2 separate regions of the Mus musculus genome follow, and region 1 is linked to region 2. The links are chromatin contacts, found by POLR2A ChIA-PET in ENCODE. All regions are on one chromosome and are shown on one strand. The core of a region is the stretch at or near the end of the contact, and the rest is flanking DNA. Distances in the headings are between cores, read along the strand shown. Region 1 holds the start of Vamp8 (vesicle-associated membrane protein 8). Region 2 holds the start of Mat2a (methionine adenosyltransferase II, alpha).

Region 1 (7,088 bases), core at 3,010-5,509, 49 kb after region 2:
CTATAGCTATATAGCTGAGGCTGGCCTTGAACTCCTGATCATGTTCAATCTGCTTCCCAAGTATAAAGAGTATGGGAGTGTCGTGCTATGCCTGACTTTTTATTTTATTGTCATTTTTCTTTTTGAGACTCTGTTAGCCAAGGCTGGCGCCAAGCTCACCGTGTAGTCCAGGCTGGCTCCTGCTTGGCTTTCTCAGGATGAGATTACAGGAGTGAGCCATATGCTGGCATAAAACGTGACTTTGCAAGTAGCCTTCATTCTCATTCCTATTTCGGGAACCAGAAACTGAAAGTTCCAGAGGAAAACTTGCCCAAAGCTGCCCAGCACATACATCAGGAGAGCCCAAGCCCAAGCCCAATTCACTAGATACTGAGAGCATCCTTAACACACTGCCATGGCTTGCATCCTGCCACAGCATCCAGCCACAGCATCCAGCCACAGCTTCCAGCCACAGCTTCCAGCCTATTCCCTCATTCCTTACAAAGGGACTGTAACTCAAAGGTGAGTTCCCACTCCCAAGTATGGTACTGTGAGCCTGTGAGCCTGTGAGCCGGGCACCAGTGAGCTGAGGACAGCAGGATCGTTGTCAGCTACATAGCGAGTACCATGCCAGTCTGGGTTACATGAGATCTTGTCTCAAGGGGGGAAAAATCACACTTTTGTAACAACCCAGGCTCAGAAAAGCCACTGAGCTTTTAATTTCTTCTGAAGTTCTAGAAACAAAACAAAAACAAAAACCTCTTCTTTCTAGAAACAAAAACCTCACAGAAAAACAACCTGAGTGGGTCACACCCAACCCAGAGTCTACCTCAGAGTTCTTGGTTCAGTCCTTAGCAAAGAAAGGAAGGGAGGAAATGGGGGAGGGAAGAAGGAAAGAAGGGAGGTAGGGAGGGAGAAAAGGGGGAAGAAAGGAAGGAAGGGAGAAAGAGAGGAAGGGAGGGAGGGAGGGAGGAAAAAGGACAGTTGGACATTTTGGCTCACACTTGTAATCCCCAAATTTAGAATCTGAGGAGGAAGATAATTGTGAGTTTGAGCCGCCGTGGACTACATATCATGTTCCAGGCCACCTGAGCTACGTTATGAGATTCCATCTCAAAAAATAAAATAAAATAAAATAAAATAAAATAAAATAAAATAAAATAAAAATCCAAAGAGAAAGCTGGGGAGGTTGCTCAGCAGTTGAGAGTACAATCTGCCTTTGCAGAAGAACCTGAGTTTGGTCATCCACACCCATGTCAGGTGACTCACAACAGTCCCAGGATTCCAACATCTTTAAGTCCTTAAAACAAACAAACAAAAACAGAATGAGACTGGGGCTATGCTCCACAGTAGATTCTTCCCTAATGGTGCACAAACCCCTGGGTTCCCCCAGCACTGGAATCCAAAGACAAAAGAGTAAAGTTGTTATTAGTTGTGTAGTTTACATTTTCTAGCAGAGAGGCTGGAGGTGCAGTGTGAATGTGGCTCGGGAGGTCGAGGGCTCCTCTGGCACTGCAGGGAGCACTGGACTCTCTTTCCAGCTAGGAAAGAAAATGTGGCTGACTGGCTGATTGATTAACTGACTGACTGATTGATTGATGAATGATTGACTGGAGACACAGTCTGGCTTTGTAGCCCAAGGTAGCCTTGAATGTGTGATTGCCCCGGCTCAGATTCCTGAGTTCTGGAGCAGCACTGCACAAGGCTGTAAAACGTTCATGACATTTATGAAAGTAGCGTTCTTCTTTTCGAACTAAGTTGCTGTAATCTGTTGTGCATTTTCCAGCCTCCGTTCTCACTAGCAGCGCTGGGAGAGCTCACTGGCCGTATGGAGTCAGCGTTGTACTGGGCAGCAAAAGAACAGAGCAAGCATTTGGGGGTGGGAGGTCTTGGGACAGAACCCAGGGCTTTGGCGATTCTAGGCAAACTCTGTTGCTACTGAGAGAGCCTTCGACACTGAGACAGGGTCTTGAGACGTAGTCCTGCCTGTCCTGTATCTCATTTTGTAGACTAGCTGGCCTCCCAGAGATCCCCCTGCCTCTGCCTCCCAAGATGTTAAAGGCATTCGTCACCACACTGGCCCAGGCAGGTTCTGTCTTATAAACCTCCTTGTGATTTAAGATGAATCTTTTAAAATATAGAGTTTTTTTTTTTTTTTTATGGTTTTTTGTTTCTGTTTTTTGTTTTTTTCGAGACAGGGTTTCTCTGTGTAGCCCTGGCTGTCCTGGAACTCACTTTGTAGACCAGGCTGGCCTCGAACTCAGAAATCCGCCTGCCTCCGCCTCCCAAGTGCTGGGTTTAAAGGCGTGCACCACCACTGCCCAGCTACTGTTACCTTTTAACTATGTATGTCTGTGTTTGTGTGTATGAATAGGGTCTGTGGGGCCAGAAGAGGGCGTCAGATCCCTGGAGCTAGAGTTACAAGTAATGAGTTGCCTGACCCAGGTGCTGGGAATCAAATTTGGGTTCTCTGGAAGAACAATACATGCTTTTAACCAAAGGGCCATCTCTCCAGGACCCAGTTCTTTCTTTGTGACCACTGAGCCCTTGATCAGCAGGATGGGGACATTCTCAAGGCCTCTTGACCTTTTGCCTAAGATCAAGTGTAGTACAGACATTCTCTGTTGTGATCTCATTCCTCTTTATTCTAGATTTTTCTTTTGCTTTATAGGAAAGGAAAGGAGTTGTGCCGCTTTAAGGTGTTACTAGGGGCTAGAGAGAGAGCTCTACAGCTAAGAGCACGTGCTACTCTTGCATAGAAGGGTCCAGCTCCCAGCACCCACATCAGGTGTCTCACAACTGTCTGCAACTCACCAGAGAACCTAACCCCTCTGCCCTCAGGCACACACACACACACACACACACACAGACACACACACAGACACACACACACACACTTAAAGATAATAAGATAAAAACTTTTAGCCGGGAGTGGTGATGCACACCTTTAATCCCAGCACTTGGGAGGCAGAGGCAAGTGGATTTCTGAGTTCGAGGCCAGCCTGGTCTACAAAGTGAGTTCCAGGACAGCCAGGGATATACAGAGAAACCCTGTCTCGGAAAAAAAAAACAAACAAATAAACAAAAAAAAAAAAAACCCAAAAAAAAAACCCAAAAAAACCAACAACAACAAAAAAAATTTTTAAAGATTTTTTTAAAGTGTTACTAGTTGCTTTAATTTGCTTCTGTAAAACTAAGCGTGCAGTGTTTGTAGATATAGCTCCTCCATGGCTGCCTGAGCAGGCACGAGGGAAAACACATAAGTGTCCCAAAATGATTCCGGGATTCTAAATTTATTATAGCCAACAAAATGAAACAAAACAAAACCCCTCTTATTTGTTGGAGGAGCTAAGATTTCCTCCTTGACGGTGTTATTTACTCTGGGGTGGGAAAGAATGTCTGTTCTCTTTCTGCCCTGTTATTGTTCTGTCTTGACAAACTCCATCCGGAGAAGAGCAGATTTTCTCTGGCGGAGAGCCACATGTGGTGGAAAAACCCTTTACTCTTAGGCCCCCATCCTAATCTGTCTGACAACCCTCTGACAACTGACCAGGGTCACCAACCCCCACGGTGACCTTTGGAAGGAAGTGTAGGACTGCTCAACTCCAGAAGGAAAGGAGGGGCTGGTGAGTGAGCCATTTCCCCGACTGTCCTGTGTCCTGTGACAAGGATAAGGTGCCCTGCCCCTGCTGTTTGCACTCCTCCCACTGCCTGAGGTCAGCCTTAGCACCCGAAGAACATTAGAGGGGGACAAAGATCCCACCCCCAGGGCCAACTTGGAATTTTCCTGGAGATTTTAAAGACTTTAATTATGTGTATGTGTGTGTATGTATGCACACGTATGTTCACATACCCACAGAGGCCAGAAGAGGGCATCTGGACCGCCCCTGCCCCCCCCCCCCCCCCGAGATGCAGATACAGGTGTCTGTGAGCAGCCAGGGGTGGGTGTAGGGACCTGAACCTGGGTTACTGCAAAAGCAGCGGGTGATCCCAACTGCTGACCCATCTCCCTAGCCCCCGTTTTCTGGGGGATCTTAGAGCTCTCTTCTCATACAGGATGGCCCTTGGGGACAAAGGTTGCCCAACAAGGTATCTTCGCCTGTACATTCGTTTCTATCTAAATAATGCTAATGTAAGTCCCTGAAAAACTAGAATTACTTCTTTGAAGCATAAAAGAAGTTTCTGAAAACTTAGGAGGACTGTTGATCCTTCTTTTCTCCTTCCCCCCTCCCCCAACCCTGTTGCTTAAGCTTTTGTTTGGGAGGAGACTAGGAGGACGGCAGCAGAGGGCAGCCGCCTACCTGGAGAAACCTGCAGTTACGTGTGTGGCAGGAGCCGGAGTGGCTGGAGTCGCGGGATGGTCAGGAGGCGGGCTGAAAGTTGGAGTAAGCAGGAAGTGAAGCTGTGGCTGCCTTGGGTGGAAACAGACTAGGCGAAGTTCTGCTTTGAGAGGCCCAAGTGCTCCGAGACATGGTGAGTGACGTGGGGACCAAGAAAAGAGCGAGTTAGAGCAGCTGCCAGAGGGGGATCGGGCCTGGGGGTTGCCTGTGTCGAGAAAGGTAAGTTGGCGGCAGTCAGAGGGCTGGCGGGGTTGGGCCAGCGCTGCCTCTGTCTCCTTACTTTTGACAACTCCTCCACAAATAGCTCCGCACTCCGGGCCAGGGGTTCCTGACACTTCTCCACCTCCTTCCTCCCGTGACCTCGGTGCTGGATCCGATCAGGATTTCGGTGGGGGTTGGGGGACCCAAATTCCAAGCCGAGCTGCTGCGCCGCGCCCTCCCCCTCCTCCGCCTCCTCCAGCTGGGCCTGAGCCCGGTGTTGTGACATTACCGGGCCACAAGCGTTCCTGCTCTTTGGGGCTCAGATTCCAGCCCCGCGGACTGGAGTTCTCCCCCTTACCCTCGCACTGTATCTATGCAGACACCCAGAGGATCTATCTGCCTGGCCACCAAAAGCACCACCCTTTTCTAGAAACATTAGCAACAGTGCCAAGGGTTTGTAAAGCAGCCAGATGGCGGTTCTTCCCGATAATCTAGCTTCAGCCCACACCCGTGGCCGGTACCTGAGGCCCCCTGGGTCCCTAAGGGAGGAGTCAGGCCTCTTCCCTCCTTGTTCAAAAGCCTTATCTAGAGGCCTCCTGGATAGAGCGACCGCAGCAGGAAGGACTTTTATTAATATCTGCATAAGCAGGCGGTGGTGTGCGGCCTACCAGGCGTTAAATTGTGGGGAAAGCAGAAGTATATGGTCCAACGGCACATGATGCCTTCTGGGGGCCACATCCACTGAACCGGGGCTACACTGCCCAGTAGGCTGGAACCAGAACTCACCAACAGCTGTCTGGAGAAGGGCATTTATTTGGGTTGGGCCGGGCAAGAGTGTGCTGCTGGTCAACTCTCACAGTTTTAGAGAGAACCCACTAGGATTGAGCCGAGGGAGGCTACAGGAACCAGTTAATAGTTCTTGGCTGTGCTCTGCTGAGGAAACGTCAGCTGGGTTTTCTCCTTGACCCTCTTTGTGGAGTCAAGACAGGGGCAGTCGTGTGCTGTTTTTTTGTTTGTTTGTTTTTTGTTTTTTGTTTTTTTTTGTTTTTCCTTGTCACGCTGAAAATCCTCCAAAGAAGGTGGATGAGAATCCAGGGTCAAACCTCATCTTCTGGGACTTAAAAAATGCACTTACATGGCTGGCAGCCGAGATGGCTGGGCAGGTACAAGTGTTTGCAGAGCAAGCCTGCCTGCCTGAATTCAGTATCCTGCTCTCTCCTGCCCATCCAACTGGAGGAGACAATCCACTCATGAAAGTTGTCCTCTCACCTCCACATGCGTGCCGTGGCATGTGCATACACGTATATTCCCCAGCACACACACACACACACAATGCACTTATGACAGACTAAGGATGTGGTTCAGCTGATAGAGTGTTTGCCTGGCAAGCGTCAAGCTCTGGGTTTCATCCCCAGCACCTCATAAAACAAGGATAATGGTACACACCTGGAATCCCAGCCCAGGGTAAGTAGAGACAGGGGGTCAGATGTTTAAGGCCATCCTACTTAGGAAGCCTATGGCCTGCCTAGGTTATATGAGAACCTGCCTCAGATAAATAAATCTGGGGAGGTGGCTCAGTGGGCTTGCTACGCAAGCATGAAGATTTGCATTGGATCCCTAGACCCATTTAGAAGGAAAAAAATTCCAGGTGTGGTGGTGCAAGCAAGCACTTAGGTGGCTCCTAGTGCTAGGGTGGTGGAGAAGGCTGAGCCCTGGGGCTTTTTGTCCACTCTAATCTCAGAGCCTCAGGCCAACAGGAGACCCAGCCTGTGGGGGAAAAAACAAGGGAGGAGTGACACCTGACCACCCGAGGCTGATCTGGGATATAAACGTGCTTGCATCGAAGTGAACATTTACGTAGAACATTCTCCTGGTAAACAGTTGAAGCATCAGAAACGGCTAAAATCTACTTTAGTTCTTCCAACCTCCTCTGGCCTCTTGGATCCTCTGCTGCCCGGCCTAATTAACCCCTTATTGACATCCAGGAGGAGGCCAGTGGGAGTGCCGGAAATGACCGAGTTAGGAACCTGCAGAGTGAGGTGGAGGGAGTCAAGAATATTATGACCCAGAATGTGGAGCGGATCTTGGCCAGAGGGGAGAACCTGGACCACCTCCGAAACAAGACAGAGGACTTGGAAGCCACGGTGAGATTGGGAGAAAACTGGGAGTTGGTGGGGGCAGATCTCGGGGAGGGGGAGAAGTTTGGGTGGGGAGGCAAAGTGAACAGAAGGGACTGCAGACTGTCATGTCTACTGCCCTTTTGCCTATGCAGGAGATGGCTGAGGTTCCACCTCTGCTTCCTTGCTACTCTGCTGGCTGGTAGAGAGCCCAGTGAGTGGTTGGATTTGAGCTTGGGTGAGGGGCCCACCCACAGAGCCATTTCTGAGACAGTTCAGTCAACTGCTCCATTCCTAAGCTTCATTGGGGTATGAAACTGATTTTTGTCTCAAAGCTTGCCCTTGGCAACCATTTGGAGTTGATGTCCCAAAGGCAAAGTTATGAGTTCCGGGCAACCCTTGGCCTTTCAGCATTCTCCCTCCAGGTGTAATTAGGCTGGAAGTTGGTGGG
Region 2 (7,250 bases), core at 2,262-4,761:
ATTAGTAAAGAGCTCTCAATTTTATTAAGAAGTCTGTCACAAAGCCAATGCAGGACCTCTTTTTATTGGTCTTGTTGGATCTCCAAGGCTCATTTCCCTACTTCTTTCTTTCTTTCTTTCTTTCTTTCTTTCTTTCTTTCTTTCTTTCTTTCTTTCTTTCTTTCTTTTTTTCCGACAGGGTTTCTCTGTGGAGCCCAGGCTGTCCTGGAACTCACTCTGTAGACCAGGCTGGCCTCGAACTCAGAAATCCACCTGCCTCTGCCTCCCGAGTGCTGGGATTAAAGGCGGGTGCTACCACACCCGGCTCCCTACTTGTTTCTTGAGTCCTTCATAATGTCCACTTACTTTCCCTCCTGTTTCTTTCCTTCTTCTTCTTCTTTTTCTTTGTTTTTGTTTTGTTTTGTTTTGTTTCTCTGTATAGCTCTGGCTGTCCTGGAACTCACTTTGTAGACCAGGCTGGGCTCGAACTCAGAAATCCACCTGCCTCTGCCTCCCAAATGCTGGGATTAAAGGTATGCGCCACCACTGCCTGGTTCTTTCCTTCTTTTCTCCCTCTTGAACACTCTTCAGCATCTTCCGTGCATTGAGAGCAAAGCTGCAGGAAAGCACACCACCTTATTCATGGTCCTTATGGACCAACCCGGGAATTGGAGATATTCATCAACTAATCTTCAAACCTGTCATTGCAAACAGCACTTAGGAGCAGGAGAGAAAAGAACTGAACCCTGAGAAAACCTCTGGCGGTAAAGGTTTCATCTAGGAAGTGGTAGCTGAGCTGCAGAGGAAAGGATAGTGTGTGCCAGGTGCCATCAATCTTAAGAGTCTTGGAGTAGGAAGAGAACCAGGCCTGTCACCATATCGATTCCTGCCAGCCTTACAGTTGGTATCCTAAATATTTACAGAAAGAAAGGGCAATGTTTGTTTTTTGTTGTTGTTTTGGTTTTGGTTTTTTGAGACAGGGTTTCTCTGTATAGCCCTGGCTGTCCTGGAACTCACTCTGTAGACCAGGCTGGCCTCGAACTCAGAAATCCGCCTGCCTCTGCCTCCTGAGTGCTGGGATTAAAGGCGTGTGCCACCACGCCCGGCTAAGGACAATGTGAGTAATATAAATCAGTGAAAATATGTACTTGTTTTGATGCGGATCAATGAATGACTTGAACCATTAGTCAAAGAGATCCAGAGTAGAAGGTGGAGGGGACTGTTCTGAGATACGGTGTGAAATAATAGTAACAGCATACTCTACCCTTTAATGAGAGCATGCGAGACTAGCCAGGTCTGGTGGAATACTCCTGAAATCTTTAGCTCTCTAGAGGCTGAAACAGGGAAGGCTTTTCATGAATTCAAGGCCAGTTTGGGCTACACAGTGAGTTCCAGATCAACACAGGCTACAGAGTGAGACCTGGTCTCAAGAAGCAACCACAGCAGGATAAGTAGAGAATTTTAGCCTTTGTCCCACCAGCAAATGGACACCTGTAAAATGACAATTCACTACTTTAGTGGTTCCTGTTATATGTTAGACACCGTGCAAAAGATTTCTTGGAAATTTTTCCTACTATTATCCCAACTTTACAGGCTGAAGACAGAGGTATGGAGGTTGCTTATTCTGTTAGGTAACAGCAGAAGCGTGACCCAAAGCCACGAATTGCAGTCCCTATGAGCAAGAGAGGTAATGATGTATAACTGAGTTTAATTCTCTTGGCAGGATGAAACCAGCTGTGGAGCTGAGAGCAAAGGGGTGTCAGAATTTAATGAACTAATCATTGAATTTAACCTCCTCCCTCTCTATTAATAAAATAACCTTTTAATTATATTCTGGCTTCTATATAGATTTTTCTGCTGGAAGGTAATGCACTGACCGGTCTACACAGGCATTTTGGTCTGTCTGGCAATTTTATTACTCATTGTGAGGTACTCTTAATGGCTGAGCCATCTCTCTAGCCCCTAAAACAAGTAAAAATTATGAAAGTCTTTACTATTTTCTCATGAAGGGCTAGTTTTAAAAATAAACCCAACGAACAAGAACAAAATACTGTCAGGCTGCCTGCAACGATGTGGTTTCCGACATGGAGATGAGCCTGTGTGTGTCCCTTATCTTCTTTGTTCCTAGCATAGCACAGTCTAAGAGCTTCCTTTGTTTCCCACAGTGCCTTTCTCAAACTCCCACCTTTGCACTGGCACACACCCTAGAGGGAAATGCCCCTTGCTTTTCATAGTGTACCTAATTTTCTGAGGCAAGGCAGCTGGCAGCCGGAGGTTGTCATTCAGCCTCACAGTCAAGTGCATCTTATGCTAGGAGCAGGCTGTTCCCTAGCATCATAAAACCCGATGTTCTTGACAAACACTGGTTCTCAAAAGCCACCAGGCTCCTGGCCTGCCCTAAGACTGGACCCAACAGTTGTGTGACACTGGCCTCATAGAGGGTCTCTGCATGCAATTAGCTCCAGACTCCACTCTTTGTCTGTATGGAGTTTTATTTCCCTTTTTTTCCCCGTCTGTTAATTCATTTCATGAGCAAAACTGAGACAACTGCAAAAGTTTAAAAGAGAAAGTGTCATAAAATCGAGGCCATTTGACCTTGACAAGCTCATCTGAAGCACATTTGAAGGCTTGAATAGCGCCCTCCCCTACACACACGAAAGAAGCATTCATATTCTCTCGAACAGATTGGAACGTCCATTTCTTCCTAGGAAGCATGGAAAACCAAGCCATGCAAAGTCAGATTTAGGATAGAAAAGAATCTAGTACCGTCTCAGACTACGGGGGTCCACGAGGCTCGGCGAGGGGGGAGGGGAGGCCGCCGGCAAGTGGCAATTGTTCGGAAAAACAATACAGCATTCCTGCTAGTTGGCTTTACAGCCATTTTCCCCAGAGCAGTTACTCGAGGCATGACTAACGGTAGGGCTAGAACCCCTCACAATCTCTCGTTCCCCGGAGGGAACCGTGTAGGATGGATAAGGGCAGTGCCTATTAGCCTCCGCTGGCCAGTCAACATGGCCACCTTCACATGGCAGAGGGCCACCCGGCGCTGGTGCACGAGGTGGCGAATGGAGGGTGGTGGTGGCAGGAAAGACCCTCGGCGAGAGCCACAGCACAAAACGGCCGCCACCGCCACGGCCGCCGCTGGGAGGCGCGCGCGCCGGCAGACCTCCGTGGGCAACGGTCGGAGGGATGTACCATACCCTCGTACAGGGGAGGCCGTCCTTCAAATCCAAATCCTCTCTTCTCCAGCAATCAACGTGGGGATGGGCGTAAACCCCAAGTCTACTCACTTACATCTCCATTTAACCCACGCCATCAAGATGACTAACTACTGGCAGGAGGCCCGGTTAGCTCTGCTCGCCCCCCCCATCGGTAGAATGGTTCAGCCGGAGCTCGGCTCGGCGGACCTCCCTGCCAACCCCCATCCGCCCGCCCGCGGCGCATTGGCGCGCGACGCCGAGGGGCGGAGCCCGAGCCGGGCGCGCGCGACCCCCTGCTCTATAAATACTGGGCCGCTTCGCCCGCCGCTCCGTTCGCTCCGAGTCTCCAGCCTGCCGAGAGCTGAAGCGATCCTCCCTCTGTGTCTTCCGCAGCCCTCCGCCTCGCCGCCTCTCAGTCTCCTCAGAGTCGCCCTCTCTCACCGCCGCCGCCATGAACGGGCAGCTCAACGGCTTCCACGAGGCGTTCATTGAGGAGGGGACGTTCCTCTTCACTTCCGAGTCTGTAGGGGAAGGTCACCCAGGTGAGCCGACGGGGACTCGGAGGAGGGAAGGGCGGAGGGCAGTGGCGCTGGGGGTGGTCGAGGCCGTCTCCGGCGGCGGTGGGCATGGCAGCGGCCGCGCGCTTCCCTCGTGGCGCCGCGAGTTTGCAATGTGCGGCCCCGCTCCCCTCCCCCTTTCTCCGCTCCTCATCCGGCGGCGCGCCCCGGCATGCGGAAGGTTCCAGAAATCGAGAAGGGCGGGGGCTCGAGGCAGTTTTGAGATCGGCGCGGGGAGGGCACTGCTTCCTCCTCTTTAGTCCCGTCGCCTGGAAAAACCTCAAGTGGGCGACCCCGCCCCGCGTGCTCGCGTCCGGCCGCCGGGAGCGCGCGCCCCGCATTGCAGCGGCTACCACGTGTTCGCCGCATGTGGAATTGGGGCGAAGCGGAGCTGGCGGCCTCTACCCACCCGACCCCTAGTTTGGAAGTGGGGGCTGGTGTCTCCGAAGGTCCCATCTCTAATATCCCTGACTTCCGGCCCCTGGAAAACGCTTAAGAGCATGGGTAGACATGCCCTTTAGCCTTCAAGGTGACAGACTGCCACTGACTAAATATAGCGCGAATTAGAGAAGGCATCCCTTATTTAGAGTGTGCTTGAAAAGGATGAAGTGCATGAATTAAGTGTATACTCCCATCGCGTTAGGTTTCGTTTTAAAGTCTTCCCTTTGGTCTTTTTCCTACAACTAAAGGAGGATTTATTTCATGTTTCCTTAAGGCTTTGTCCACTGAACCGCCATGATGAGATCGGTTATAATGAATCTATTATATGGACTTTGGGTTTCAGATGGAACATAACCATTTAGTAAATACTAATATTCAGTTTGAGCTGTTTCCGTTCGCAGGGGGTCCACAGCAATATTATTACATGGCTTGTGAGGAGCATCTTGATGAGTGATGGTTGAAAGACAAGTGTTGCTGTGGCTCCTCCCACACTCCCCTCAAGGAAAGGAGTATCTCCATATCTATTGAATCACTCCTTAGTACAGCCATTAGATTCCATCTTAAGGTTCTGTGGCTGCAATACACATTTTGGGGTAGTAACAAAAATCAAGGAACATAGAGCCAAGCACAGTGGTACACTAACTACTACAATCCCAGCGTTTAAAGTATGGAAGCAGTTTAGTTTGTCAGCCTGGGCCACGTGTAAGACCCTGTCTCAATACCACAAACATTCCAGACCAGGATACTGCCATTTTCTAAATTGATGAATCAAGGAGAAATTGGATATGGCTTAGAGCACACTTGAAAGTTTCCTGGAGCCGAAGGCAGAGGCAGGTGGATTTTTCTGAGTTCCAGGACAGCCAGGGCTATAACCCTGTCTCAAAAAAAAAAAAATTACTGCATTTTTTGTTTGCTGGTGTTTCTTCTGTTAAATTTATTTTCATGGTTAAAAAAAAAATCTCATTTCCCTATTGTCTAATAATAGGGGAAATGGACTGTTTTAAGAAGTTAATGACCTGACAGTTGGCTCTTTAGTAGGTTTGTAACATTTTAAATGTGGGGGATAAAAAGAACAGTTGTCTCTAAAATACACTGTGAGGTTATTTCCTATGGTAGGCTTTGAGATATCAAAATAAATCATTTTGACTTTGATTAATCTGAAGGGCAGAGGCAGGTGGATCTCTTGAGTTCAAGGCCAGCCTGGTTTACAGAGCAAGTTCTAGGACCGCCAGAGCTGCACAGAGAAACATGTCTTCAAAAACAAAAGACTGGAGATTCTCCCTCTCACCTTGCAAATACTACTATAACTTTACATCAAGCTTCTGTCACCTACAAATTCATAGCTATATTTGCTTCTTGGGTTGCACATAAACTGCTAGTTACATGATGAGATAGGGTTAGTAGTAATAGTTAAGTTGAACCAGGAACTTTTATTTTCCAGATAAGATTTGTGACCAAATCAGTGATGCTGTCCTTGATGCACACCTTCAACAAGACCCTGATGCTAAAGTGGCTTGTGGTAGGTACAGAGCACTTGTTTATGAATGGCAAAAAAGGCGTTTGAAGCAAAGTTTTGTGGTATAGGTAATACCAGCTACTTGGGAGGTTGAGGCTGGTAGCAAGTTAAATGCCTATGTGAGTAATTTACTAAGACCTTATCTGAAAAACAGAACATGAAGCCAAGCCCAGTGATACAGCTTATATAACATGATTGAGTTCCTCAGCAAAAACCCCCCCCTTAATATTTTAAGTATAAAACTTTGTTTTATTAGAAACTGTTGCTAAAACTGGAATGATTCTTCTTGCTGGGGAAATTACATCCAGAGCTGCCATTGATTACCAGAAAGTGGTTCGTGAAGCCATAAAGCACATTGGATATGATGACTCTTCCAAAGGTATGTTTTAAAGATTTTTTTCCCCCTGTGAACTCATTTTTGCAGATACAGAATCTGCAAAAATGATGCTAGTGGGAGAGACTTCTGGAATGTTCCTAGTAATCCTTGACTCTACATAGTTACACCATATCCTCTAAAATGTGACACATAGTGTAAAAGCAGTCTCCTATCCTACAAATAAAGTGACAGATTCTCATCAATAGTGTGACCAGACATGATGATGTAAACTCAACTTCTGGGTGTCAAAGCAGGAGTTGGCTGCTTGCTTAGTTGTAGTTTGAAGTCAGCCAAGTTAGAGACCTTATTCCAAACCATAGAGGGGGCAGTAAGTGAATTATGTGAATATGGTCTTTTAAAGAAGTGCTTGACCACTTGGCTTTGGCATGTCCAGCTTTCTAGCAGCACAGCACTACTGTTAACATTTTGGAGATAAAAGGAAGGTTACTGGAACACCTTGTTTTATAGGGTTTGACTACAAGACTTGTAATGTGTTGGTTGCCTTGGAACAACAGTCACCAGATATTGCCCAAGGTGTTCATCTTGACCGGAATGAGGAAGATATTGGTGCAGGAGACCAGGTATTACGATGTTTATTAGGATCCTTTTAAATGTTAAATTCTGACACTTTTATTGACCACTTCTCCATATTTTTAGGGTTTGATGTTTGGTTATGCCACTGATGAAACTGAAGAGTGTATGCCTTTAACCATTGTCTTAGCACACAAGCTAAATGCCAAATTGGCTGAACTACGCCGCAATGGTACATTGCCTTGGTTACGCCCAGATTCTAAAACTCAAGTAAGTAGTGATCTTAAACCTACATTTCTCTCAAATTACATTAAAATTCCCAAGTTAATTATAGCTGACTAGGGAGAATCCTTGTCTTTTCTGCTATATTTGAACTTATGATAGAGAACCCACTATAAAGCTGTTTGACAAGTGTTCCCATCTGTTTTGCATTCAAGGTGACTGTGCAATATATGCAAGATCGGGGTGCTGTGCTTCCCATCAGAGTCCACACGATTGTTATATCTGTTCAGCACGATGAAGAAGTTTGTCTTGATGAGATGAGGGATGCTCTGAAGGAGAAAGTGATCAAGGCTGTTGTACCTGCAAAATACCTTGATGAGGATACAATTTACCACCTACAGCCAAGTGGCAGATTTGTTATTGGTGGG

What was found. ChIA-PET counts read pairs that join two places held with the same protein, here RNA polymerase II (POLR2A).
Region 1: POLR2A ChIA-PET joins it to region 2 with 20 read pairs in Patski. The contact joins the promoter of Vamp8 here to the promoter of Mat2a in region 2. POLR2A ChIA-PET finds 5 or more read pairs at or near these places in 4 of 5 experiments (Patski and embryonic stem cell).

What each region holds. Positions count from the first base shown.
Region 1 is chr6:72,387,838-72,394,925 of GRCm38, reverse strand. Vamp8 (vesicle-associated membrane protein 8) reads left to right here and starts at 4,259. Exons shown (of 3, transcript NM_016794.3): 1 at 4,259-4,452; 2 at 6,506-6,664. The coding sequence starts at 4,450.
Region 2 is chr6:72,435,817-72,443,066 of GRCm38, reverse strand. Mat2a (methionine adenosyltransferase II, alpha) reads left to right here and starts at 3,511. Exons shown (of 9, transcript NM_145569.5): 1 at 3,511-3,721; 2 at 5,619-5,696; 3 at 5,950-6,072; 4 at 6,538-6,650; 5 at 6,727-6,870; 6 at 7,038-7,250. The coding sequence starts at 3,631. Particl (promoter of Mat2a antisense radiation induced circulating long non-coding RNA) reads right to left here and starts at 4,384. Exons shown (of 1, transcript NR_046011.1): 1 at 2,452-4,384.